Regions from separate parts of the Homo sapiens genome. Here region 2 is linked to region 1. Evidence: chromatin loops called from intact Hi-C (ENCODE). Cell type or tissue: HCT116. All regions are shown on one strand. Links, peaks and the distances in the headings refer to the core of each region. The heading gives the core; the rest is flanking DNA. Region 1 has its middle 8.7 kb from the start of ABL2. Region 2 overlaps ABL2 (ABL proto-oncogene 2, non-receptor tyrosine kinase).

The links. Hi-C counts contacts between places; a loop is a spot of excess contacts. Peaks named below come from ENCODE experiments on the same cell type or tissue, not always from the same donor. Only the 100,000 strongest peaks of a DNase experiment are listed, where the experiment ranks them.
Region 2: a loop joins it to region 1, with 2.7 times the contacts of the local background. A loop is called at or near these places in 11 of 110 quality-filtered maps.

Annotation. Positions count from the first base shown.
Region 1 is chr1:179,230,303-179,246,404 of GRCh38, forward strand. No RefSeq gene overlaps it. Among named protein-coding and RNA genes, the nearest start is that of ABL2, 8.7 kb to the left of the region's middle. In HCT116, for the core only: no CTCF peak of the experiment used is centred there; a DNase peak (open chromatin) is centred at 3,484; H3K4me3 peaks cover 761 bases; H3K27ac peaks cover 1,641 bases.
Region 2 is chr1:179,121,469-179,134,144 of GRCh38, forward strand. ABL2 (ABL proto-oncogene 2, non-receptor tyrosine kinase) reads right to left here. Exons shown (of 12, transcript NM_007314.4): 2 at 11,844-11,906; 3 at 9,843-10,013; 4 at 4,909-5,204; 5 at 127-399. Among named protein-coding and RNA genes, the nearest start is that of TOR3A, 46 kb to the left of the region's middle. RefSeq lists an enhancer at 8,451-8,500. In HCT116, for the core only: no CTCF peak of the experiment used is centred there; a DNase peak (open chromatin) is centred at 7,823; H3K4me3 peaks cover 790 bases; H3K27ac peaks cover 2,964 bases.

The sequences.
Region 1 (16,102 bases), core at 471-8,470:
TTGTGTGCCTTCTATAGTCTCATTGGGGACGCAATTGTAGCCCCATTCCTCATATTATATTACCATGAATTCCTCTTGAACTCCTTTACCATCTCACCATATGTGAGTTTCTGTTTCCTTACAATGCCTGACAGTAAAGTTAATCTTCCCACTGGCATCCTTTATACACTGTGCACGTGGTCAGGTCTTCTTTTGATGACAAAGGAGAAAAAATATATATCTTTGACCCTGTTTCTGAGTCAGAACTTACTCATTTTAGCTTATGCAGTCTAAAGAGAGTGAATGAGGCAGAAAAGAAGCGTTTTATACATACACATATACTATATACAATTGACTCGCCATCCCCCTCTCCCACTGTGTTTACTTGCATCTTAATTCAATTTTTTTTAATTCTCAAATCTTGATCATTCTCCTGTTATTCTTTTGGCTTCCCAATTTGCTTTATAAAAAGTATCAGTTAATGGAGGTACTACACTGAAATTTTGCTTAAATTAGACAGGACGGGAGCCACTGCAAAGAAGGAACAAAACAACCACTGGAAATGTAGGGTTGGGAGAAGAGGTGGATGAAGCTCTCCTTTGCATATCTTTCCTGAACCAGGTTGACCTTAGATGAACCATCCACTGACGTAGATATTGCCTGTTGTAAAAGCACTATGAAATTATTCCATTGCCATCTAGGGTGTAGCCAGAAATAACTGAAATTAACTCCAAAATGGGAACGGAAACACTATGTGTAAACACTGGATAAAATATGAACTTTCCATTTGGATTAAAGTTTCCCTGTGTTTAAAATACCTGTCTTTTCTTCTAATTCCCAGTGTTTGCAACTACTGAAAAAAATTCATTCGAAAGGGATAAAGATGTCACAGAGCCGGAATTTGGTTTACTGTTTGATTTTTATTATGGGAGAAAATTTTAATTTGGGGATAATGGTTTGGTTTCTCTGCTAATTCATGCATACTATATAAAGATAGATGAATATATGGGTTGAACATCTCAAATCTGAAAATCCAAAATGCTGCAAAATTCGAAATTTTTTGAGCACCAATATGATGCCAGAGGTGGAACATTTCACGTAAGTACTTAACATAAACTTTGTTTCATGCACAAAATTTTTAAAATATTGTATTAAATTGCATTCAAGCTATGTGTATAAAGGTGTATATGAAACATAAATGAATTTTGTGTTTAGACTTGGGTCGCATGCCCAAGATATCTCATTATGTGTGTGTAAATATTCCCAAATCTGAAACACTTGTGGTCCGAACATTTCTGATAAGGGCTGCTCAGCCTGCAGTAGAGTGCAGTGGCTAAGGGCAGGGGCTCTGAAGCCAGACTGCTTGGGTTCATAACTTGGCCCTGATACTTATGGACTATTTGATCTGGGCAAAGTACATAACCTTTTTGTGTCTCAGTACATTATCTGTAAACTGATGATGATAACAAATAGTATCTACCTTATAGGAATATTGTGAAAATTAAATTAGTCAATATATATGTATAGTACTTAAAACAGTATTTGGCATATAACTGGTGTCATATATGCATATACTATTAATACAAAAAACATAATGGTTTTAGGTTTTACAAGCCTAACTTTTTCAAATTTTATATATATATATATATATAAATTTGAGCAATGGCCAGAGGCCAGCATAAAAGATCAGACACATCACCAACAGCAGTAAGGCGTGCTGAAGACACAGATACTCTTCATCCTCATCATCCTTATCACAGGAGCAACACCACTCTCTCCAGAAGGAAGGAGCTTGTGAGTAATGCCTCACCAATCCCTGACTTCACCAGTCTGCATTTCTAGGCTATTGCCATACTTTTTACAGTTTTACAGTATCTCTCATATCTACCTCTTCCCTTCATCTATATAAACAGCGTTATGTAAGACACAGTGTTAGCTTAGGCATCTCTGCGCTGGTTTCTCCCGCTACTAGCCCTTTCTTCCTAGAGATTCCTCACCTTTAGCACCAAGCAACTCACTCAAAGAAACTGCTTCTCTCATTGCTTTGACCACACTCTCCCTCTCATTCATTACGTACAAAGTCTTAAGTCTAAAATTTTCACCTAATGGGCCGGGCACAGTGGCTCATGTTTGTAATCCCAGCACTTTGGGAGGCCAAGGTGGGCGGATCACTTGAGGTCAGGAGTTTAAGACCAGTCAGGCCAATATGGTGAAACCCCGTCTCTACTAAAAATGCAAAAACTAGCCAATCGTGGGGGCGCGTGCCTGTAATCCCAGCTACTGGGGAACCTGAGGCAGGCGAATTGCTTGAGCCCAGGAGGCGGAAGTTGCAGTGACAGGAGATTGCGCCACTGCACCCCAGCCTAGGTGACAGAGGGAGTCTCTGTCTCAAAAATAAATAAATAAATAAATAAATAAACAAAATAAACGTTTCACCTAGTGTTTCGAAGTTATTTTCCAGGATAACTGGATTATAATTGCCTAATGTTCTTCCATCTCCTGTTCCTCCAACCTCCACCTTTCCTATGGCAGGCATACATACTTTATCCAATTAGCCTATTTCTGAGATGTATCCCTTTTAGCTATGAGTTTTGCAATAATTATATTCTCCCTAATATAAGTCTCGAGTGACTCCCTTACAGGATTCTACTGTCCTCTTCAGTATTCTATTCAGATCCTGCCTCCTTGATAAGAGAACCTCAGACTTATTAATACAGACCTAACAGTTTCCTCGGACTCTATTCAGTACAGGCCTTAACCACAACTGGTAATAATTCTTTCGTTATAAAATTCGCTTACCTTCCTCTACATCCCTCAAATATGGTTTTTTGTTTTTTGTTTTTTGTTTTTGATATGGAGTCTCGCTCTGTCCCCCAGGCTGGAGTGCAGTGGCGCGATCTCGGCTCACTGCAAGCTCCGCCTCCCGGGTTCACACCATTCTCCTGCCTCAGCCTCCCGAGTAGCTGGGACTACAGGCGACCACCACTACACCCGGCTAATTTTTTGTTTTTTAGAAGAGATGGGATTTCACCGTGTTAGCCAGGATAGTCTCGATCTCCTGACCTTGTGATCCATCTGCCTTGGCCTCCCAAAGTGCTGGGATTACAGGCGTGAGCCACCGCACCCGGCTGTTTTGTTTTGACACATGACTCAAGTGTCATAGAGTTGGAAAGAAACTTAGAGGTCATGTAGGCTAATCTGGAATCCTCTCTGCAGTAATTCCAGTGAGGGTATCCATTTCTTTCAAAAGGTTCTAATTATTAAAACATACTTCCTGGGCCAGGCGCAGTGGCTCACGCCTGTAATCCCAGCACTTTGGGAGGCCAAAGTGGGCGGATCACAAGGTCAGGAGATCGAGACCATCCTGGCTAACATGGTGAAACCCCATCTCTACCAAAAATACAAAAAATTAGCCGGGCGTGGTGGCAGGCGCCTGTAATCCCAGCTACTCAGGAGGCTGATTCAGGAGAATGGCATGAACCCAGGAGGCGGAGCTTACAGTGAGCTGAGATCACACCATTGCACTCCAGCCTGGGTGACAGAGCCAGACTCAGTCTCAAAAAAAAAGTTCTTCCTAAAGATAAACTGAAAAATGTTCCCCTGAAACTTCCACCTGTTTCACCCCAGTTCTAATTCTACCATGTAGCTACACAGAACAAATATAATCTTTATTCTACATGAAATCTTTCACATATTTGAAAGCTATCATGTTTCCCCAAATCTTTTATTTTCTTGCATATATGCATGTTTATATAGTTATGTTTATCTATCTATATTTATCTACGTGGGCTGAAAATGTTTATGTAGATAAATTGAGAGAAAAAAATTTTGTTGTAATTTTACGTATAGCATTTTCCTTTTTCTTTTCTTTCTTTTTTTTTTTTTTGGAGACAGAATCTCACTCTGTTGCCCAGGCTGTAGTGCAGTGGCATGATCTCGGCTCACTGCAGCCTCCGCCTCCCAGGTTCTAGCGATTCTTCTGCCTCAGCCTCCTGAGTAGCTGAGATTACAGGCGTGTACCACCACACCTGGCTAATTTTTGTATTTTTAGTAGAGATGAGGTTTCACCATCTTGGCCAGGCTGGTCTTGAACTCCTCACCTCGTAATCCACCTGCCTTGGCCTCCCACAGTGCTGGGATTACAGGTGCGAGCCACCAGAGCCTGGCCAGCATTTTTCTTAAACTGTTTATGTACACAGTTCTTTGGACTTTGTTTATGTGATTTGTCTCTGCATTGTTGTATTAAATCTTTAAAGACCTATAGAGTGCCAAATACAGTTCCATTTACAGATTGACACTTTAAAAGTCTTTTTGGATGAGATAACGAGGAGGAGGAGGAGTTAGAAGATTCCTATCTGGCTGGCACAGAATTAGTCATTCTCTTTGAAAGTAGGGAGACAGATTAAATGACCTCTTGTTCCTTTTAGCCCCAAGAGTGTATGATTCAACATTTCTTTGATTTAAAAAACCTTATAAATTATTAGGAGACTATTTCGAACAACTGGCCAAGTGCTGTATAAATGTTACCAGTAGCAATAATATCTATTCATTTAAAATTAATAAGTTATTACTCATTTCCCTTTCAAAGGTAATGAAATAGCTGACTAAACAATCCATTTAACATGTAGCCTATCACTAACTGTAGTGTAGTGATAGTTAATTATTGATGTGGGCCTAGTTTATTACTGATGTGAAATGGGTTGTTTCAGTTCTCTACTGCTGCATAACAAAACACCCCACAAAACCTAGTGGCTTAAAACAGCAGTGATTTATTACTTCCTGCATTTCTATGGATTGGCTGGACAGTTCTGCTGATCTTACCTTGGTTCATGTAACAGCACTGGCTGGGCTAGAAGGTACATGATGACTGAATGTGCATGTCTGACCATTGGTGCTGCTGCCGGTTGGAATGCCTCAGCTCTCCTCCATAAGGCCCTTATGATCTGAATTGGGTGCCCCACCACCACAAAATTCAAATATTGAAGTCCTAACCTGCAGTACCTCAGAATGTGACTGTCTTTGGAGATAGGGTCTTTGAAGAAGTGACTAAGTTAAAATGAATCCATTAGGGTGTTCCCTAACCCAATAGGACTGGTGTCCTTATAAGAAGAGGAAATCTAGACACAGACACACACAGAGGGAAGACCTTGTGAAAATACGGGGAGAAGGTGGCCATCTACAGACCAAGGAGATGTCTCAGGAGAAACCAACCTTGATCTTGGACTTCCAGCTTCCAGAACTGTAACAAAATAAATTTCTGTTGTTTAAGCCACCCAATCTGTGGTACTTTGTTATGGCAGCCCTAGCAAATTACTACAACCAAATTATCAAAAGATAGAAAATTAAGATTTCTAATGTTCTATTTTATTAAATTATTATCATTATTTGAGATGGAGTCTTGCTCTGTGGCCCAGGGTAGAGCACAGTGACACCATATCGGCTCACTGAAACCTCCGCCTTGCGGGTTCAAATAATTCTCCTGTCTCAGCCTCTTGAGTAGCTGGGATTACAGGCTCCCACCAACACGACCAGCTAATTTTTTTGTATTTGTAGTAGAGATGGGGTTTCACCATGTTGGCCAGGCTGATCTTGAACTCCTGGCCTCAAGTAATCCGCTCACCTCTGCCTCCCAAAGTGCTGGGATTACAGGCATGAGCCACCATGCCCAGCATATTTAATTCATATTTAATGAGCGCTTTCTGTATTCCAGGCGCTGTACTAATTACTGAGATACAGTAGTGAATAAGACCTACCCGCTTATACTCTACTGAGGAAGACATCCATAAACATGTAATTACAATAACGTGTAGTAAGTGTTGATAGGGGGATAAGGGGTTACTGTGGAAACGTATAACCATTTGAAGGTGAGGTAGTTGAGGAGATGTGGAACTTCTCCCAGGAGCAGGCAAAGGGAAAGAGGTAAGAGATAAGTAGGAGTTAGCTTAGCAAAATGGGAAGAGCACTGCATTTTAGGGAACATTGAGAAACAAATTTAGCTTGCCCTTTTTGGCAGAAAGCAGAGTCACAAGAGATGCACCTATGAAGTGGAGAGGAAACAAGGATCCTGAGGAAGGTCTGGAAAACCCTCTAAAAGGAGAACACAGGACATTGTCTTTGCAGCTTCTTCATCTGCTCTTGGCAGCTTTCTAGATAGCTTAATAGAAACTTTGGTGGTTCCTGAAGCCACTGAACTAGTTGCTTATTCACTGAAGGAAGGCACTTGTATTTACAATAAATACAATGGCACTTCTGCATGGTTCAATTATGTTTTTTTTAAGTCTTCTTCATAAATTGCTAAAAGCTTTCTCTAATTGTGAGGATGTTTATTACATATCACTTCAAAACATTAACATGCTGAGAAAAGTCCAAATGAAGTAACACAACTTACTTGTTTTACTGACACCATTCTCCAGTTTACTAATTATGTGTAAGTAATTCACATTAAGCAAACATGGTTGCACCAGAGCATTTGTATTGATTGTATTGGTTACATTGTGATTATACCAGATAATCAACTCAAACTAGCTTAAGCAAAAAATGGATTATAACCATGATTTCATCAAATCTCAGATGTCTTGAATTCTAATATGACCCATTAAATGGGTTGAATTGTGTCCCCCAAAAAGATATGTTGAAGCCCTAACTCCTAGCACCACAGAAAGTGAACTTCTTTGGAAATAGGGTCTTTACAGAAGTAATCAAGTTAAAGTGAAGTCATCCAGTATAACTGGTGCCCTTTTAAAACGAAGAAATTTGGACACAGACATGAATAGGGCTTCTGAGGTACTGGTAATGTTCTGCTTTCAGATGCTAATGGAGTGTTTACCTTGCAAAATTTGTCAAGCAGTAAACTTATGAGAGAGAGATATATTTTATGTGATTTCTATATGTGTGTGTATGCATGCATATATATATATATATATATATATATATATATATATATATATATATATACAGTTGTCCTTCTATACATGTCCTTCTATACATGAGGGATTGGTTCTAGGACCCCCCCATGTATACCAAAATTCGTGCATACTCAAGTTGCCCAGTGTGCCCTGCAGAACCCTCCTATACAAAAAGTTAACTTATGTATGTGCATATTTCACATCCCTTGAAGTCATCCGCCTTTGATTTAAAAACTCTGCATATAACTACACCCTTGTAGTTCAAACCCGTGTTGTTCAGGGGTCAAATGTACACACATAAATACTTTTCTGTTTACATTATTTTTAATCGGAACATAATTGTTGTACATATTTAGTGAGTAAGCATATGCACTTTTCTGTATGAACACTATACTTCAATAAAAAGATGGGGTGGGGGTGGAGATACTGGCTTTCAAGTGAGAGGAAACAACCTAAGCAGGAACACAGGGGCTTGATGAGCTTATCCAGGAACATCTCATCAAATGGGAAAAGAAGAGGAGCTGGGGGTGGCAGAGGGCAGAGGAAATGTATTAAGTAGTGGGACTTAAAATTGGCCTGGGTCCCTTCTGTTTCTAAGAATCTATACTTTTGTCATACCCCAAGGCCTTATAGCTAGTTAATTATTAAAAAAAAAAAAAAAAAAAAGGGCTGGGCATGGTGGCTCCTGACTGTAATCCTAACACTTTGGGAGGCTGAAGCAGGTGGATCACTTGAGGTCAGTAGTTCGAGACCAGCCTGACCAACATGGTGAAACCCCGTCTTAACTAAAAAAAATACAAAATTAGCCAGGTGTGGTGGTGCATGCCCGTAATCCCAGCTCCTTGGGAGGCTGAGGCAGGAGAATCGCTTGAACCCGGGAAGCGGAGGTTGCCGTAAGCTGAGATCGCACCATTGCACCCCAGCCTGGGCAACAAGAGTGAAACTCTGTCTCGAAAAAAACACACACAAAAAACATTAAAGACCTGTGATAGGTTGAAAACATGGCCATAATATTTTGCTGGTCTTTTTTTTTTTTTTTTTTTTTTTTTTTGAGATGGAGTCTTGCACTGTCACCCGCGCCCAGCCTTGCTGGTCTTTTTATCAAGAGGTAAATCTATTTCCCCACCCTTTAAACCCTTTGAATCAGTACTGGCCTTGTGACTTGCTTTGACTAATAGAATATGGTGGAAGGAAGGTTGTAAGAGTTTTGTAGCTGAGGACTCAGGAGTCTTTGCAGCGTTTGCTCTTGCTCTCTTAGCACTGGGACCACCATGCTATGAGCAAACTTGGTGTTGTGGGTGGGCTGAATTGTGCCTCCCACGAACTTCATGTGTTGAAGTCCTAACCCCTAATACTTCACAATGTGACCATATTTGGAAATAGAGTTCTTACGGAAGTAATCAAGTTAAAATGAGGTCACTGAGGTGGACCCCCTCATATTTCTCTTTAATTTTTTTTTTTTTTTTTTGAGGAATGGTGTTTCATTCTGTCACCTAGGCTGGAGTTTAGTGACACAGTTATAGTTCATTGCAGCCTGGACTCTTAGGCTCAAGTGATCTTCCTGCCTCAGCCTTCCAAATAGCCAGACTACAGGTACATGCCACTCTAATATTTCTTTTGGAAATTTAAATTGAAAATGATCAGGTAATAAATTCTCATTTTCGGAAATTTGCAAAAGCAGAAAAGTATAAAGAAGGAAAAAGTTCTCCATACTCTCACCACTCAGATGTATGTATTTTTGGCGTTTTTCTTTTTTTTCCTTTAAGCGTTATTTTCTTTTGTTTGTGCATATATACACATATTTACATTTTTTTGGGTTTTTGTTTTTTTTTTTTGAGAGTGCGTTTTGCTCTGTCACCCAGACGGGAGAGTAGTGGCGTGATCTCGGCTCACTAAAACCTCTGCCCCCCAGGTTCAAGCGATTCTCCTGCCTCAGCCTCCCGAGTAGCTGGGATTACAGGCGTGTGCCAGTAGGCCCGGCTAATTTTTTGTATTTTTAGTAGAGACAGGGTTTCACCATGTTGGCCAGGCTGGTCTCAAACTCCTGACCTCAGGTGATCCGCCTGCCTTGGCCTCCCAAAGTGTTGGGATTACAGGCGTGAGCCACCATGCCTGGCCTTTGTGGTTTTTGGTTTGTTTGTTTGTTTGTTTGTTTGTTTGTTTTTGAGACAGGGTCTCACTATTGCCCAGGCTGGAGTGCAGTGGCAAGAACTCGCTCACTGCAACTCCCAGGTTCAAGTGATTATCCTGTCTCAGCTTTTCCAGTAGCTGGAATTAAAGGTGTGGAAGATGTGTGCCATCACACCTGGCTAATTTTTGTATTTTTAGTAGAGACGGGGTTTCAACATGTTGGCCAGACTGGTCTCAAACTCCTGACCTCAGGTGATCCACCTGCCTCAGCCTCCCAAAGTGCTAAGACTACAAGTGTGAGCCACCGTGCCCAGCCCATTTTTGTTAATTTTTTTTGAGACAGAGTTTCACTTTTTTGCCCAGGCTGGAGTGCAATGAAGCAATCTTGGCTTACTGCAACCTCCACCTCCCAGTTTCAATCGATTCTTCTGCCTCAGCCTCCCAAATAGCTGGGATTACAGGCATGCACCGCCACACTCAGCTAATTTTTTATTTTTAGTAGAGATGGGGTTTCACCATGTTGGTCAGGCTGGTCTTGAACTCCTGACCTCAGGTGATCCGCCTGCTTGGGCCTCCCAAAGTGCTGGGATTACAGGCGTAAGACACTGCGCCCGGCCCCCATTTTTGTTAATTTTTTAAAGTAAATAATACGTATCTTAGTTACAAGAATTAAAGTAATACAGAACATAGATTAAAAAGGTAAAAGTTTTTCTTTATTCTTTCCTCACTACCCCGTTAAGAGTTGGCTCACTTTTTTAAAAGCAAAATTGGGATCATACTATAAATACTGGTTTTCAAATGTTATTTTACCTTTATCAACAGTAAGAAATACATTTTACATTGCAATATAGTTAATGCAGTTAACACACACATATACACACACACAACAAATTTTAAGAATTTTAGAGGCTGGCCATGTTGGCTCACACCTATAATCCTAGCACTTTGGGAGGCTGAGATGGGAGGATTGCTTGATCCCAGGAGTGCGAGACCACCCTGGGCAACATAGTGAGATCTCATCTCTACAAAAAAATGAAAAATTAGCTGGGCATGGTGGTGTGTGCCTGTGGTCCCAGCTACTAGGGAGGCTAATGTAAGAGTATACCCCGAGCCCAGGAGATCAAGACTGCAGTGAGCTATGATTGTGCCACCGCACTCTGGCCTGGGAGAAATAACAAGACCCTGTCTCAAAAAAAAAAAAAATGGATTTCAGGAAACAATCCCCTATTTTTTTTTTTTTAAGACAGAGTCTTACTCTGTCACCCAGACTGGATTGCAATGGTGTGATCATAGCTCACTGCAGCCTTGACCTCCTAGGCTCAAGCAATTCCTCCTGCCTTAGCCTCCCAACTAGCTGGGACTACAGGTGTGCACCACCATGGCCAGATAATTTTTAAACTCTTTTTTTTTTTTTTTTTTTGAGATGGAGTCTCACTCTGTCACCTAGGCTGGAGTGGAGTGGTGGGATCTCAGCTCACAGCAACCTCTGCCTCTTGTGTTCAAGAGATTCTCCTGCCTCAGCTTCCCGAGTCCCGCCCGAGTAGCTGGGATTACAGATGCGCATCACCACGCCCAGCTAATTTTTGTTTTTTTTGTTTTTTTGGAGACAGAGTTTCACTCTTGTTGCCTAGCCTGGAGTGCAATGGCGCCATCTCGGCTCACCGCAACCTCCGCCTCCCGGGTTCAAGCGATTCTCCTGCCTCAGCCTCCCGAGTAGCTGGGACTATTGGCAGGTGCCACCACACCCAGCTGTTTTTGTATTTTTAGTAGAGACAGGGTTTCACCATGTTACTGAGGCTGGTCTCGAACTCCTGACCTCGGGTGATCTGCCTGCCTCGGCCTCCCAAAGTGCTGGGATTACAGGCGTGAGCCACCGCGCCTGGCTAATTTTTGTATTTTTAGTAAAGACGTGGTTTCTCCATGTTGGGCAGGCTGGTCTCGAACTCCTGACCTCAGGGTGATCTGCCCACCTCGGCCTCCCAAAGTGCTGGGAATACAGGCGTGAGCCACCGCGCCTGGTCAATTTTTAAATTTTTTTAGAGACAGGGTCTCCCTATGTTGCCCAGGCTGGTCTCAAATTCCTAGGATCCTCCCACCTTACCTCCCAAAGTGTTGGGGTTACAGGCATGAGACACTGTGCCTGGCTATAATCCTTACTTTTACTGTGATATACTGCTATTTTCTATTCTCTTCTAGTCTATATCTTTTTGTGTGTTAAGCACTACACTTATCGAGGGACAGCCCAGGCAGGGTAAAGGAGAATCCATGTTGGGAGGACAATCAGCCAGGAGGAAGACATGTTAGAGTCCAAGTAGGCTGAATAGAGCGTCCCCACAGAGCAACAATCTTGTGTGAGCATCTGAATAGAGTGAGAAAGGCAATTATGTGAAAGGAGTGGCCCAGCATGAAAATCCCAGGTCCTGGGAAGCCCCTTGCCAGCAACAGGAAAAGTCCCAGTGCAAAAGCCTTGTGATGGCCCCCAAAATAGAGGCTGAAAGCAACACTATTGTTAGTGTCAAATAGATTCAACATAAATTATCTGCCTTCTGTAGTCGCTGGTTGCTGCTGCCGTCTCAGTTCCCCAGGCTGATGTTGGTCACTCTGGTTAGCAGTTCACAAGAACAGATCTTCCATTGTTGCCTTACTCCAAGGGATGCAGTTGAAGTGGGTTATTTATGTGTTTTGTAATATTCTGTCTTTGACTTTGCCTGTGGATTAACGATTGTGTTTTGTATGCAGATAGTACTATTTAACTTTTAATATTGTGACCATGTTTTCTAAAAGTTCAAATAATGAAAAAGAACAATTACAATACCTATGCCAGCATTACCTTGACATCATTGCAAAACAAGACTAAGCTATTGTGTTGTTTTAATGCAATATAGATAGAAGGACCCATATAACAGGATTAAAGAGGCAAATAACCAAAACAGCGTACCACACAATTTGCAGGAAATAATTTGGAGTTGGACAGTGAAAGTACTAACTTTAAGACTAAATCTCACAAGTCCAGAATAAGAAAGGTAAGTACTTCTGCATCAATGAAAAATTTTTGCATCTCCTCAAAAGACACCAATGCTCTGTCTAAAACAGTTGCTGGTGAATTGATCTGGGCATATCAGAAAAACTAACACGGATTAGCATGCAATCCTTGATTGCTCTATGAAACTGAATAAAGTTATATTTCCTGATTCTGAGGTTGCAACTAAATGTCTTGTTGGCAAACAAAAGGGGAAATTTGATGACAGATGGGTTGGCCCCTCATAATAGAGAGCTGATTCTGACAGGTCCTACCAACAGTCACACTTTCTTTTTTTTTTTTTTTTTTTGAGATGGAGTCTTGCTCTGTTGCTCTGGCTGAAGTGCAGTGGTGTGATCTCAGCTCACTGCAACCTCCACCTCCCAGGTTCAAGTGATTCTCGTGCCTCAGCCTCCCGAGTAGCTGGGATTACAAGGCACGCGCCACCACACCCAGCTAATTTTTGTATTTTTATAGAGATGGGGTTTCACCATGTTGGCCAGGCTGGTCTTGAACTCCTGACCTCAAGTGAGCCGCCCACCTCAGCCTCCCAAAGTGCTGGGATTACAGGCATAAGCCACTGCGCCCAGCCACCAACAGTCACAGTCACACTTTCTACAGTCTATCAAGTGATGCCTTGAGTCACAGAAACAACAACAACAATAAATTCTGCAGGTACAAGACTCCAGTACATGCGAGTTACTGCCCAAGGCCTTGGGAGCCCAACCCCTGTCTCCATGTGCCCCGGATGCAGGACATGGAGTCAAAGGAGATTATTCCCTAGCTTTCATAATTAATGTTGTTTTCCCTGTTGGATTCTGGACTTACTTGGGACCAGTTAGCCCTTTCTTCTTGCCCATTTCTCCAATTTGGAATGGGAATGTCTATTCTATGCCTGTCCCATCATTGTATTTTGAAAACACTTAGTTTTTTAATTTTACAGGCTCACAGTGGGAGAGGAATTTACCTCAGGATGAATCTTGCCTTGAGTCCCACTCACATGTGATTTAGGTGAGACTCTGGACTTTGGATTTTTGAGTTGATGCTGGAAAAAGTTAGACATTGGGGACTATTGGGATGGAATGAATGTATTTTGTATTGTGAGAAAAATATGAATTTGGGGGGCCAGGGGCAGAATGCTATGATTTGAATGTGTCCCCTAAAGCTTATGTGTTGTAAACTTAATCCCCAGTGCTACAGTGTTGAGAGATAGGGCCTAATAGGAGGTAATTATTGTCATTATTGTGAGAGTGGGTTAGTTATCAAGAGTGGGTTTGTTATAAAACCAAGTTCGACACCCTGTTGCTCTCTCACTCTTACTCCTTGCCCTTCCACCTTCTGCCATGAGACAAAGCAGCAAGAAGGCCCTCGGAACATGCTGGCTGCTTGATCTTGAACTTCCCAGACTCTAGAACTGTGAGTCTATAAGTTTCTGTTTATTATAAATTACCCAGTCTGTGGTATCCTGTTACAGCAGTACAATATGGACGAAGACAATGTATGATTTGTTTACTTGTGCCCTGAATGTTTGTGTCCTCCAAAATTCCTATGTTGAAACCTAATCCCCAGTGCAATAGTATTAAGAGGTGGTGCTTTTAGGGGATGATTAGGTCATGAAGACTAGCCCTCATTAATGTGATTAACACCTTATAAAGGGCCTGAGTAAGCTGCTGGATTCTTCTGCGACATGAGGACACAACAAGAAGATGCCATCTATGAAGCCAAGAGTGAGCCCTCATCAGACACTAAATCTACTGGCCCCACGATCTTGGACTTCCTAGTCTCCAGAGCTGGGAGCAGTAAATACCTGCTGTTTATTTATTTATTTATTTTTATTTTTTTGAGACAAAGTTTCACTCTGTCGCCCAGGCTGGAGTGCAGCGGCGCAATCTCGGCTCACTGCTACTTCCACCTCCTAGGTTCAAGTGATTCTCCTGCCTCAACCTCCCAAGTAGCTGAGACTACAGGCGCCCGTCACTACACCTGACTAATTTTTGTATTTTTAGTAGAAATGGGGTTTCACCATGTTGGCCACACTGGTCTCAAATCCCTGACCTCAGGTGATCCGCCCACCTTGGCCTCCCAAAGTGCTAGGATCACAGGCGTAAGCCACCACTCCTGGCCCTGTTCTTTATTTTATTTTATTTTATTTTTTACTTTTAAGACAGAGTCTCACTCTGTCACCCAGGCTGGAGTGCAGTGGTGCAATCTCAGCTTGCTGCAAGCTCCGCCTCCCAGGTTCATGCCATTCTCCTGCCTCAGCCTCCGGAGTAGCTGGGACTATAGGCGCCCGCCACCACGCCCGGCTACTTTTTTGTATATTTTTTAGTAGAGACGGGGTTTCACCGTGTTAGTCAGGATGGTCTCGATCTCCTGACCTCGTGATCCGCCCGCCTCGGCCTCCCAAAGTGCTGGGATTACAGGCGTGAGCCACCGTGCCCGGCCCATGTTGTTTATAAATTACCCCAGTCTAAGGCATCTTTTTATAGCAGCTCAAACAGGCTAAGACAATAATAAAAGTTTTTGGTGAGTTTTCAATTTTCTTAAGACATGTAGAAACACTCAATGAGACTTTTGACAGAAATGGAAGAAGGTAGCCTATTTAGACATGTGCCTATAAGATGACTATCATTGATGCCTGCCATAGAAAATATTGACTTGCCATAACATCATATTTTCAAAGTATAGGATGAGAAGAATGTTCATTTCTAACTTGCAAATTATTCTGAAGATGAGAATGGAGAAAAGGATTACAGTAAAACAGAAATTTATGTGCCATTTCTCCAAAACTATTTGATGATCTTTAAAGAGGCCTAAGTAGCCTTAAAGCGGGGAAGGGTATGAATGGAACACCCCGAGTTGCTCACTGTTACATGTAGGTTGCAACAAAAAATCACAATGGAAAAAAAAGACTCATTTTTTTTAGAAATAAGCCCCCTTCAGAACTTAAAAAAAAAAAAAAAAGAGGTCGGGCACAGTGGCTCACACCTGTAATCCCAGCATTTTGGGAGGCTGAGGCAGGTGGATCAATTGAGGTCAGGAGCTCGAGACCAGCCTGACCAACATGGTGAAACCCCATCTCTACTGAAAATACAAAAAATTAGCCAGATGTGGTGTTGAGCACCTGTAATCTCAGCTACCTGAGAGGCTGACTCAGGAGACTATCACTTGAACCCAGGAGGCAGAGGTTGCAGTGAGCCAAGATTGTGCCACTGCACTCCAGCCTGAGTGACAGAGTGAAACTCCGTCTCAAAAGAAAAAAGAAAAAAGTGTCACCAGGAAAGGATAGCCAAGTTAAACAAGACTTTCAATTTCAGTACTAAAACTGTAACTTGGGCTGTGTGCAGTGGCTCACACCTGTAATCTCAGCACTTTGAGAGGCTGAGGCAGGCAGATCACTTGAGCCCAGGAGTTCAAGACCAGCCTGGGCAACATGGTGAAACCCTATCTCCATAAAAAATCCAAAAAGTTAGCCGGGTATGGTGGTGTGTGCCTGTAGTCCCAGCTACCTGGGAGGCTGAGGTGAGAGGATCATCTGAGCCCAGGAGGTTGGGGCTGCAGTGAGCTGTGATTGGACTACTGCACTCCAGCCTGGGGACAGAGTAAGACCCTGTCTCATAAAATAAAATAAAATAAAATAAAATAAAATAAAATAAAATAAAATAAAATAAAATAAAATAAAACTGTAATTTATTTGCAATTCAACTTCAATTTCACGGGTTCAAATTACCTCTGTGCTTTAAAATCATTTCCCCTGAGAAAGAGAGGTTTAACTTATGATGATATCCAATGTGCTTCAGAGTGTATAGTCTGTTTCTCTTTTCCTTGAATCTGGACTGGTCCTGTGGTTTGCTTTGACCAATGAATATGGCAGAATTGACTCTGATTTTGGAGCCTACGTCATAAAACACCTTTCATCTTCTATCTTCTACACCTGTAAGACTCCCACTTGAAATACAGCTGAAAGGTTCAAAACAAGATTTACCTGTAAAATTTAAGATGAGAATATTGACCATCAGTTTCAAAATTATTTCCTGAATTAATAAGTATAATAACCTAAGTTAATATA
Region 2 (12,676 bases), core at 4,197-12,196, 110 kb before region 1:
TTGCTGATGTGCTTGGCACTAGTGGGTGGAAAGTGTTCCAAAGTTAAAGAAGGGCATGCTGATATTTCCAAGTGATTGAGCACAAAAGAAAAAGATGCCTGAAAACTGTAATTCTCAGCAACCCACCTTCAATGTTTTCACAGCAACTGTAAGGCTGTATTTCTTCCAGACGCCAACGTAAACCTCTCCATACTGACCGCCCCCAAGTTTGTGCTTCATGGTAATATCTGTTCGCTCCATTTCCCATTTGTCGTGGATGGGGGACACACCATAGACTGTAGGCTTATTACACTTGGGTGCTGGGTAGTGTAATGTTGTCACCAGCCCATCAGCCACTGTGGAGTGATGGTGTACAAGCTCTGCCAAGGTGCTGAAGCGGCTCTCAGCAGTCACATACACCTGGTAAGAAAAGGAGAAAAGCTAAACAACTTGAAAAGAGATTAAGAATTTTTTTTTTTTTTTTTTTTTTTTTTTTGAGATGGAGTCTTGTTCTGTCACCCAGGCTGGAGTGCACTGGCGCGATCTCGGCTCACTGCAAGCTCCGCCTCCCGGGTTCACGCCATTCTCCTGCCTCAGCCTCTCTGAGTAGGTGGGACTATAGGCGCCCGCCACCATGCCCGGCTAATTTTTTGTATTTTTAGTAGAGATGGGGTTTCACCGTGTTCTTGATCTCCTGACCTCGTGATCTGCCGGCCTCAGCCTCCCAAAGTGCTGGGATTACAAGCATGAGCCACCGCTCCCGGCCTAGGAATTCTTTTTTAAAGCCCATATTTCACTGGCCTGAAGATATAGATAGAAGGCTATCTTTAAAAAAAAAAAAAAAAAAAAAAATATTCTGCAGACAGGGTCTCACTATTGCCCAGGCAGGTCTCAAACGCCAGCCTCAAGCAATCCTCCTGCCTGGGCCTCCCAAGGTGCTGAGATTACAGACTGGGCCAGTATACCCAGCAAGAGTTTATCTTAATTGAGGTAAATAAAAAAGTTAAATGATGATTGCAAGGGTAAACACAGAACTTCAGTTTAATCTTATTTAATCTGCCTTTCCTATTCTTCCTAAATTAGTCTTGGGAAAAACCTTCCAAGATCTCTCTCTGGATAATCAAGCTCATTGGTCTTCAAATATATATATATTTTCAAATATATATATACTCAAATTATGTATTTTTTCAAATATATATTTCTTTTTCTTTTTTTCTTTTTTTTGAGACAGAGTCTCACTCTGTTGCCCAGGCTGGAGTGCAGTGTCATGACCTCAGCTCACTGCAACCTCCGCCTCCTGGGTTCAAGTGATTCTCCTGCCTCAGCCTCCCAAGTACCTGGGATTACAGGCATGCGCCATCACGCCTGGCTAATTTTTTTCTTTGTATTTTTAGTAGAGATGGGGTTTCACCATGTTAGCCAGGCTGGTCAGGAACTCCTAACCTCAAGTGATCTGCCTGCCTCAGTCTCCCAAATTGCTGGGATTACAGGTGTGAACTACCACGCCCGGCCAGTCTTCAAATATTTTTAAGCCACAAGACTATGGACTCAACTACAGAAGATACGTAAAGAAGAGATACCCTGATCAAAGTAGGCAAGCAAGGACTTGGCCTCTTGTAGAAATTTACAAAATATCACCTTAATCTTGTAAAAAACATAACTTGAAAACCACTGATTTAGATTTTTTTGGTAAGAGTATTCAAATATCTCATAATTTTAATTATGACGTGCAGTTGAGTGTCTAGGCCATTAAAGAAAGAGCCACAATTTACCGGTGGCCAGGAGCAGTGGCTCACACCTGCAATCCCAGCACTTTGGGAGGCTGAGGTGGGCAGGTCACTTGAGGTCAAGAGTTGAGACCAGCTTGGCCATCATGGTGAAACCTCCTCTCTACTAAAAATACAAAAATTAGCCAGGCTTGGTGGTGCGTGCCTGCAGTCCCAGCTACTTGGGAGGCTGAGGTGGGAGGATTGCTTGAACCTGGGAGGTGGAGGTTGCAGTGAGCTGAGATCACGCCACTGCATTCTAGAGTGGGTGACAGAGCAAGACTCCATCTAAAAAAAAGAAAAGAGCCACACTGGATTTCACAGAATTGCTTACAAAATAGTTGTTAATTTGCTAAGCAATAAGAAATGTAAAGTAAGAGGGAATTCTCTGGACTTCTCTCCCAAGGGAGCCTTAATTTTTATGTATTTTTGAGAAATAAGGGTCTCACTCGGTTGCCCGGCCTGGAGTGCAGTGACACAATCATGACTCACTGCAGCCTTGACCTCCCAGGTTCAGGTGATCCTCCTGCCTCAGCTTCCCGAGTAGCTAGGACCACAGACATATGCCACCATGCCCAGCTAATTTTTAAAATTTTTTGTAGAGATGAGGTTTCACTATATTCCTCAAGCTGGTCTTGAACTCCTGGGCTCAAGTGATCTACCCTCCTTGGCCTCCCCAAGTGTTGGGATTACAGGCATAGGCCACCATGCCTAGCCTGTTATTTATTTTTTTTAAAGACGCTTTTGGTCGGGCGCAGTGGCTCACGCCTGTAATCCCAGCACTTTGGGAGGCCAAGGCGGGTGGATCACGAGGTCAGGAGATCGAGACCATCCTGGCTATCATGGTGAAACACCGTCTCTACTAAAAATACAAAAAATTAGCCGGGCGTGGTGGTGGGCGCCTGTAGTCCCAGCTATTGAGGAGGCTGAGGCAGGAGAACGGCGTGAACCTGGGAGGCGGAACTTGCAGTAAGCCGAGATCGCGCCACTGCACTCCAGCCGGGGCGACACAGCAAGACTCCATCTCAAAAGAAAAAAAAAAAAAGAAGCTTTTGTTTTAGTGTATAAAGTATCAATTCATAAACAGAAAATTGATAATTTTTACAAAGTAAACTCACCCATGTAAACATCACCCACACCAAGAATTATAACATGATCAGCACCCCAGAAGCCTCCCTTATGCTCTCCAGCTATTTGCCCTTGCAGAGATAGCCACTATGCTGACTTCTAACATCTTAGATTAGCTTCTGCTTTTTTTTTTTTTTTTTTTTTTGAGACAGAGTCTCGCTCTGTTGCCCAGGCTGGAGTGCAGTGGCACGATCTTGGCTCACTACAACCTCCACCTCCCAGGTTCAACCAATTCTCCTGCCTCAGCCTCCTGAGTAACTGGGATTACAGTCGCGTGCCACCATGCCAGGCCAATTTTTGTATTTGTAGTAGAGACAGGGTTTCACCATGTTTGTGGGGCTGACATCCTGACCTCCAGTGATGAGGCCCACCTCGGCCTCCCAAAGTGCTGGGATTACGGGTGTGAGCCACCATGCCTGGCCTCTGCTTCTGAACTATACACAAACAGAATCACACAATATGTATTGTTTTATGTCTGCTTTTTTCCACCCAACTTTTAAAAATTGCATTATATTTCAGATACCATAAAATTCATCATTTTAAGGTATACCATTTCATGGTTTTTAGCATATTCTCAAAGTTGTCCAACCATCATGACTATCTAACTCTAGAACATTCTCATTACCTCATATCTATTAGGAGTCCTTCCCACTCCCCACATCCTCATCCCCTGGCTAATACTAATCCTTCAACTTTGCTGAAGTTGTTGAGTCAGCTAACACTCATCTAGAGTAGGGGCCAGCAAACTCTTCATAAGGGCCAGATAATAAATATTTTAGGCTGTGGCCATAGTGTGTCAGAACTGTGAACTACTCAGCACTGCCTAGTAATAGAAACCATAGACAATACATGAACAAATGGGTGTGGCTGTATTCTAATAAAATATTATTTACAAAAAAAAGCAGACGGCTGGAGGGCCATAGTTTTACCTGGTGGTGGTGTGTGTAGCAGTACTGTGTTCGCTTCTGTTGTTGAATGAAATTGCATTTTATGAATATACCACAATTTATTAATCCATTCTACTGTTGTTAGATCTGTGGGTGTTTCTAGTTTTTGGCTATCACAAGCAATGCTGCTATGAACATTCCTATACATGTCTTCTGGCACACATATGCACTCATTTCTATTAGGTAAATAACTAGAACTGCTAAGTCACTCTTATATTATTACACATCTGATTCTGTTCTGTTTGGTCAAGAGGAAACATACTATGTCTGTATGCTGGTGCAAAAGTGAAAGAAAATTAAAAATTTACTTATTTTCTACTTTGTATCAGTCATTATGTTTTACAGAAATTACTTCATTTAATCCTTACAACAACCCAATAAAGTGGGATCTAATTACAGACAGGGAAATTGAGACTTATGTAAGGTCACAATCAGATCTGCTTGCTCCAAAGCCTGTGCTTCCCCCACAGCTTGCCTATCACATAGAGGAGAATAGAAGAAATAATTCAACCTAAATTTACTGCTCAACAGATAACCAACGGACATAAGCTCATGCTCTGTAGTTTATAATGTGTAAACACACTGTAACACATCCATTCTAACTAACATGGTTGGTGTTCCCAATATACAAACTGTTCAATGACTGAATGATCCGTTTCAGTTAATATACATTAATGATCGACACCAAGCTCAAAAGTCTAAATTCTTACTCTGTGAACTTTCTGGTAGATATTATTCTAATTTTCAATGATACAATGTTAACTGATAAACTCTATACCAGTGCACTGGGTGTATATTTGTGTACTGATTATAAGAACAGCTAACTTATAGAGCAGTTCCCTTCATTCTTCACCTTCAAATCTAGCTTATCTTTAAAATATTAATATAATACTGTTTTTAAAAATTTCTATTACCATATCCTTTTCAAGAGTACAAGCTCTAACATGCCAAAAAGCCCAAACTCACAAAGCTAGTGAATATTTTATTTCACGTCAGACATAAAATCTATTATTTCACTTCAATCACGTTGAATATTATTTCACAGAGTAGCCAGTCCATGCTTAAAGGTGGTGACCAGGGAGTCTTACCTTGCCATCTGCAGTGGTATTGATCCTGTAGTGATACACACGTCCCTCGTACCTGAGCGAGATGGACAGCTGCCCAGGGCTACTCTCACTTTCTCGCACCAGGAAGCTGCCATTGATTAGACTGCTGAGCAGATACTCAGCTGCACTGCGTGACACAGGTCCATGGTACCAGGAGTGTTTTTCCAGGCTGTTCACTGGGGTGATGTAGTTGCTTGGCACCCAGCCCTGCCCATTCTTAGAGCGAACTTCACTCCACTCACCATTCTGGTTGTAACCAAGGACTCGTAGCTTTTCACCTAGCCATAAGGTCATCACAGGATGAAAGAAACGATGTTAAGACTTTATTTCAACTGAAGCAGTGTACTGTCAAACTTTAAACTCATTAAAAAAAAAAAAGAATCTAGAACTTTTATGCCAAATTTTTTTTTTAAATAATGAAAACAAACTTGGCTGTTCATCATATCCTGATTGCTCTCTTTAGCTTTTAGCTTAACCACAGAAGTATGGTCACAAATGGTTTTCTGGCATTTACTACAGGGTTTTAAAAGTCTATATACAACTTAAAAAATATCCTTAAGAAATTCTATGTATGCCAGACAGGTTACTAAAATGGCTGGAAAAGGACACAGTGCTCACTCTTCAAAAGAAGAAAATTCACTTTCCCTCAAAAGTTTATCAAGGAATGTATCTTATATATGATTCAATGTTAACAACAATCAAGGATTAGGGATAAGACATGTGAGATACAAAGTGACTTCTAAATTTCACTTGGCACCAAGGCAACAAAACCACTGATGTAAAAAAACAAAAACAAAAACAAAAAATGAACAAACAAAAAAAAACACGGACCACAGAGTTTTCAGCAAGAAAACTGTTTAGTGGGGTGAGGGGAATGGGCAGTTAGGACTCCCAAAACACAATCCCTTCCAGAATGCAAGTTTAAAAATAGCTATAGCTTTCTTATTTCCTTCCTAGTTCCCACAAAGAATGAATCACTCCTTTCCATTCCACATTAAAATCAGTGTGTGGAATGGCAAGCTCACTCTGAAGTTGGAAACCAAAACCCAAGTCACTCAGTGTATCTTTGCTGTCAACTTCAATGTTCTTAATTTTTCTATTAAAATTGTGAACATCAAGTTCAGACTTCAACATATAACTTGCCCCGATACTTGCAGCACAAATTAGGTTTCTTTGACAAAACAGAAAAAGTGAAAGAGATATCACTAGTGATAAATAAATGCTAATCTAAAGAATCCTTGTAGTGCCTCAGGCTCTTATCTCTAAGAGATGCAAGTCTTCCTACAGCATTCACATCTACTTCTTCAGTGTCAAAAAGTAGAAGGAAGCCAAGTCAATCAAAAGCACATGGCCATGGCTGAGCGTGGTGTCTCATGCCTGTAATCCCAGCACTTTGGGAGGCTGAGAGGGGCGGATCACCTAAGGTCAGGAGTTCAAAACCAGCCTGGCCAACATGGTGAAACCTCATCTCTACCAAAAATACAAAAAATTAGCCGGGTGTGATAGTCTGCATGCCTGTAATCCCAGCTACTCGGGAGGCTGAGGCAGGAGAATTGCTTGAACCCGGGAGGCTGAGGTTGCAGTGAGCCGAGATTGCACCACTGTACTCCAGCCTGGGAGACAGAGTGAGACTGCTAAAAAAAAAAAAAAAAGCACATGGCCAGAAGTATCAGGCAAAAGTTTTTAGGAGAACTAAAAATAATTATCCTTGTAACCATCTGTCCTTTTTTAGTGGCCTTCAGAAACGTTTCCATAGAATAACTTTGTATCAGACACCATCTCACCTTAGACACATGGATATGAGATAATGAGAAAAAACACAAGAGTATATGTACATATATACACCTATGGGTACATAAAATATACATATATACAGATAAGAGTAAGTCTGGTGTAGCGGTGGATATGCATAAGTGCACAAATACTTGCCAATCATATTTACAGGAAGAAAAAAAAAAGAATCCTGCTAGAAAAACTGAAGAAAACCTGTTGCTCTGTAGCTTTTCTCTGTTAGTCCACATGAGCTAAAAATAAAGAATATTAGTACTTTGTATATATATCTATATATACATTTTTTAATATTGTTGCTTCCTTGAAAAGAATTGGTAATAACAGGCTATCATAATTAAGATACAGTCAAAGACCCCAGGATTTTTTGTTTGTTGTTCTTTTTTTGTCAGTTATCAGGAAAATTTTTCTACCCTGGAAGTTTTGACTACCATGGAAACTGATAGGGGGATGACTAGTATGGATTCAAATATTGGCCAAACTGGCAGAGCAACCCTAGGGAGAACTTTTTTGTTTGTTTTGAAACAGGTCTCCCTCTGTCGCCACGCGGCAGTGCAGCGGTGCAAACACAGCTCACTGTAACCTCAACTTCTCAGGCTCAAGTGATCCTCAGACCTCAGCCCCCCAAGTACCTGGGTCTACAGGTGCATGCCACTGCCCCTGGCTAATTTTTAAATTTTTTGTAGAGACAGGGGTCTCACTACATTGCCTAGGCTGGTTTTGAACTCCTAGGCTCACGCAATCCTCCTGCCTCAACCTCCCAAAGTGCTGAGAATACAGGGATGAGCCACTGCGCTTGGCTGGTAGAACTTTAAAAAAAAAAAATTCAAGCAAAATATCATTTTCAATCAAAAACTAAAGTGTTGCTTTATTTTTTAAATATATTTTCTTGTCTTTTAAAATAATAAAATAGCTTTAGTATGACATCATTTTAAATTAGTGAGAACCTGATATAAAAATTTGGCATTCTGTGGATTTTAAGAGAAACCACTGTTGGTCATAAGATAAAGGCCAGTCATAACCCATAAGTGAGGAATCAACAGTCTTTCTTTATCAATGTTTCCTTGATGACTGGGCTATCTTGAAAAAACAACAGGAAAACATACCTATGAAAGAATTTCTGAGTCATCACTTCACAAATTTCTCCAGTGAAGAATCAATAAAGGTAAAATCAAGTATATTGTAGTCCAAAGAGACTACTACACAATATAAACTTTCTGGCTGGGCGTGGTGGCTCACGCCTGTAACCCCAGCACTTTGGGAGGCTGAAGCAGGTGGATCACAGGTCAGGAGTTCGAGGCCATCCTGACCAACATGGGTGAAACCCTGTCTCTACTAAAAATACAAAAATTAACACGGCGTGGTGGTGCGTGCCTGTAATCCCAGCTACTCAGGAGGCTGAGGCAGCAGAATCGCTTGAACCCAGGAGGCACAGCTTGCAGTGAGCCGAGACTGTGCCACTGCACTCCAGCCTGGGTGACAGAGCGAGACTCTGTCTCAAAAAAAAAAAAAAAAAAATTCTTTGATGTCTTTTGTTCTATCCTCAAATTTTACGTAAAATGTTCCTACAACTGCATAAACACAACCCCCACATACATAACATGTATCATCCTGTCCCCAAAACTATCCAAAAGCAGGAAGTAAAACTGACACTAGGAGATGATGCACTTTTACTTTCACTTTTAATTCTGTCCTATGTACAATTGGCCAGCACATGCAACTACCATGAAGGTTAGACTCACTATACACCTATTCTTTTGTTTTTGTTTTTTTAAGAGACGGCATCTCACTCTGTCGCCCAGGCTGGGGTGCAGTGGCACCATCTCAGCTCAATGCAACCTCCCCGTCCCAAGTTCAAGCAATTATCCTGCCTCAGCCTCCTGAGTAGCTAGGACTACAGGCACATGCCGCTACACACGGCTAATGTCTTTTGTATTTTAGTAGAGATGGGGTTTCACCGTGTTGCCCAGGCTGGTCTCAAACTCCTGAGCTCAGACAATCCACCAGCCTCGGCTTCCCAAAGTGCTAGATTACAGGCGTGAGCCACTGTGCCTGGTCACACCTATTCTAATTGAACTGTGGCTAAGATGAGCCATGTTGCCAGACCTCACTGCTACTCAGAATGTCTGCGAACTTGACTGCCTATCTGAGGACTGTTCATTCATTACTAGTCCACAGTGAGATTAAGAACTTCAACTAAATGTAAACCAACTATATCACTAAGCACACTATTTATTACTTAGTTCAGCTAATAGTTTTACCTTTTGGAGCAAGGCTTTCTGCATGAAGATAGTAGTTCAGTGTTTCACATTCTGGCATAAGCATCTTACCTTGTTGTGGACCATTTTTGAGTAGCACTGGCCTAGACAACATAAATGTCTATTGTTTGTGTTTATATAGATTAGTGAAAGGAATGGTAGGAAAGGTTTATTTGATTTCCATTATAGTAATATTCTCAAGAGAGTGGTAGTTTATTTCCGTGGGAAATTCTTATAAAAGGGAACATTAAGAACATGACCAAATAAAATCAATCATTATTGATTTTGTGTGTGTGTGTGTGTGTGTGTGTGTGTGTGTGTGTGTACGCACACACGCATGCAAAGGCAAAAAAAAGTAACTTTTATGAGAAAGAAATAGGATTATGGGGAGATTATCCTTGTGTACATGAACTGGATTGCTAGTCTGCCTAAGCTTATTCTTACCTTTTGAACATATGAAAGCCACTGCCGGGGAAAAAAATGTATTTCAGGATAATTTTTTTTTTTTTTTCTTTTTTGAGATGGAGTCTCACTCTGTCACCCAGGCTGGAGTGCAGTGGTGTGATCTCAGCTCACTGCAACCTCTGCCTCCCGAGTTCAAGTGATTCTCATGCCTCAGCCTCCTGAGTAGCTGGGACTACAGGCATGGGCTACCACGCCTGACTAATTTTTTTCATATTTTTATTAGAGACAGGGTTTCACCATGTTGGCCAGGTTGGTCTCAAACTCCTGACCTCAGGTGACCTGCCCGCCTTGGCCTCCCAAAGTGCTGAGATTATAGGTGTGAGCCACTGTGCCTGGCCAGGCCCCTTTATCTCTTAATCATTAATGAAAACTGAAAAGTGAAAGGATGCTACATAGAAGCCTCACCTTTAGTGATGCTGAGTGTGTTATCACCACTTGCTACAAAATCATAAAGTGCAACGAAGAGATTAGGGTCACTCTCAGTGGCTCCGAGCAAGTTCTCCTTGGAGCTCCACCTGATAGCCTCATTTAGTGCCTGGGGTTCAACATCACAACCATAGGGACGATGCAAAGCTTCTGAAAGACATAAGAAGGGAAGGGAATTCACGGTGAGTTCAACAGCGAAACATTTGTTTGAATTCATTATATACACAGTATTTCAGCTGCTGGCTCCAGAGTAGGAAAGAACTGTACAGTATAAAGTGTTATGAAGAATTAGCAAATAGGCACTGTGTCTCCTAAGCATGAGGAAGCAATTTACTTGTTGAAAATGTAAAACAAGGTAGTCAGAGAAAAGACCACAAAATGAGAGTTTAGCCGTGATTTATATGCACTCACCAAAATCAGACATAAACTAATAGGAAACGCAGTTTTCTCAAAATGGAAAAAAGAATCTCAAAGAGAAATGGTTACTAGCTTTATAAAACATAGAGGATATTTTGTTGTAGTAGTGGTTGTAGTTTTAAGGAAGAAATGATTGTAAGTTTCTTACAAGTCCACTCAAACTACCCTTATTCCTTTCTCTCTCCACAGAAAACAAACTGTAGAAAAGACAACAGGGATTATTTTTCAGAATTAGGTAATACTGTATAAATCCAGGCCCTCTATTTAAGTATAGAAAAAATTATTTAAAAAGTGCTTTTAGAAAAATATCTTTTTTTGGCCAACATGGCAAAAAATAATCTTTTTTTCGTTTTAAAAAAACAAAAGAAATGTGGCCGCACCCGGCCTGAATGACTTTTAAACTCTATTTTGTTTTCCTGAGCAGTGATTTTTTGTAAATATCAATAACTTAATTGAAGAGCCTAGAAAACATTACTATCATCGGGCATTTATTGAGTTTCTACTCAAAGTGGTCCAAGCCTTTTACGACCTGTTTTTTCCTTAAGCCTTTACAGTTTCTAAATTTATTCATAGTACATAGCACAGGTGATCCCTATACCATCTTAAAGATCACCTGCTTCTCACAGCCCAGATCGATTATACAAAAAACAGTTTTTCCAGTATCAATTTTCTTGATCAGACTATTTTTAGTGCCTGTCTACAAAGGCAAACTATCCAAATGTCTATGTCATATAACAACACTTTTATGTCTCTCTTCCTCCACTTATGATTATTATGATTATTATTATTATTATCATTATTATTTTGAGATGGAGTTTCGCTCTTGTTGCCCAGGCTGGAGTGCAATGGCGTGATCTCGGCTTACTGAAACCTCTGCCTCCCGAGTTCAAGCGTGATTCTCCTGCCTCAGCCTCCCAAGTAGCTGGGATTACAGGCGCCTGCCACCATACCCAGCTAATTTTTCTGTATTTTTAGTAGAGACAGGATTTTACCATGTTGGCCAGGTTGGTCTTGAACTCCTGACCTCAGGTGATCCACCCGCCTCAGCCTCCCAAAGTGCTGGGATTACAGGCGTGAGCCACCACACCCGGCTGACTTATTCCCCGTCCGCACCCCTCTCCCACCACCGAGATGGAGTCTTGTTTTGTTGCCCAGGCTGGAGTGCAGTGGCACAATCTCTGCTCACTGCAACCTTCACGTCCTAGGTTCAAGCAATTCTACTGCCTCAGCCTCCCGAGTAGGTGGGATTACAGGTGCACGCCACCAAGCCCAGCTAAATTTTGTATTTTCAGTAGAGACGAAGTTTCACCATGTTGGCCAGGCTGGTCTTGAACTCCTGACCTTGTGATCTGCCCGCCTTGGCCTCCCAAAGTGCTGGGATTACAAACGTGAGCCACCACACCCAGCCAGGCCAACTTATTTTTAATATAAAAATAGTTTTATCATATATGAAAGGAAAAACCCTTGAATTTGTGGTTCCATTTATTTTCAAATCCATTCCCTGTTCTCCATCTCTACTGCCAATGCCTTAGTTCAAATCTGCAACATCTCAACATCTCTCACCTGGACTACTGCCTCCAGTCTTGTCTCCCTCAAATCCATCCTCCACACAGCTGGCAAAGTGATCTATTTAAGAAAAAAATTGACCACGTCACTTTTCTTAAGCTTCTTCAATAGTTTAACATCAAGCTAAAGTCTCCTTTTCATGGCATTCAAAGGCCTTTCATGATCAGGTCTCTACCTACTTCTCCAGCTTCGCCTCTCCCTACTCCATACCTCAAATTGTAAACTTTAATATACACCATGCTGCTTCCCATCTTCTGGCCTTGGTTCACACAGTCCAGACTAACTGGAATGGGTTCTCACCCCACTTTTCTTTTGACTGGCTGATTTCTACTTGTAATACTCAGCTCCAATATATAGTAGTCCCCCTTATCCATGAGGAATATGTTCCAAGACCCCCAGTGGATGCTTAAAATCAATCAGGATAGTACCAAATCCACTATATACTACGTTTTTCCTACACATACATAACCATGATACAATTTAATTTATAAATTAGGCTCAGAAAGAGATTAACAATAATACAATGAACAATTATAACAATATATTGTAATAAAATTTATGTGAATGTGGTATCTCTCTTTTTCCCTCAAAATATCTTAATACTTTCTGACTGGGGTGGAGTGCCAGTAACTGAAACTGTATAAAGCAAAACTGGATAATGGGGGCTACTGCACCTCCCATCTGTACTCTCAAAAGCATCACAGTTGCTGCATTAATACTCTATCTTTATCTCTATATTAATAATACATTCTACGTATGTTTGTTCCCCAAACATCATAACATGTTCCTTGTATCTGGAATGGTATTCTTCTCCTACCAAAAGTTACATA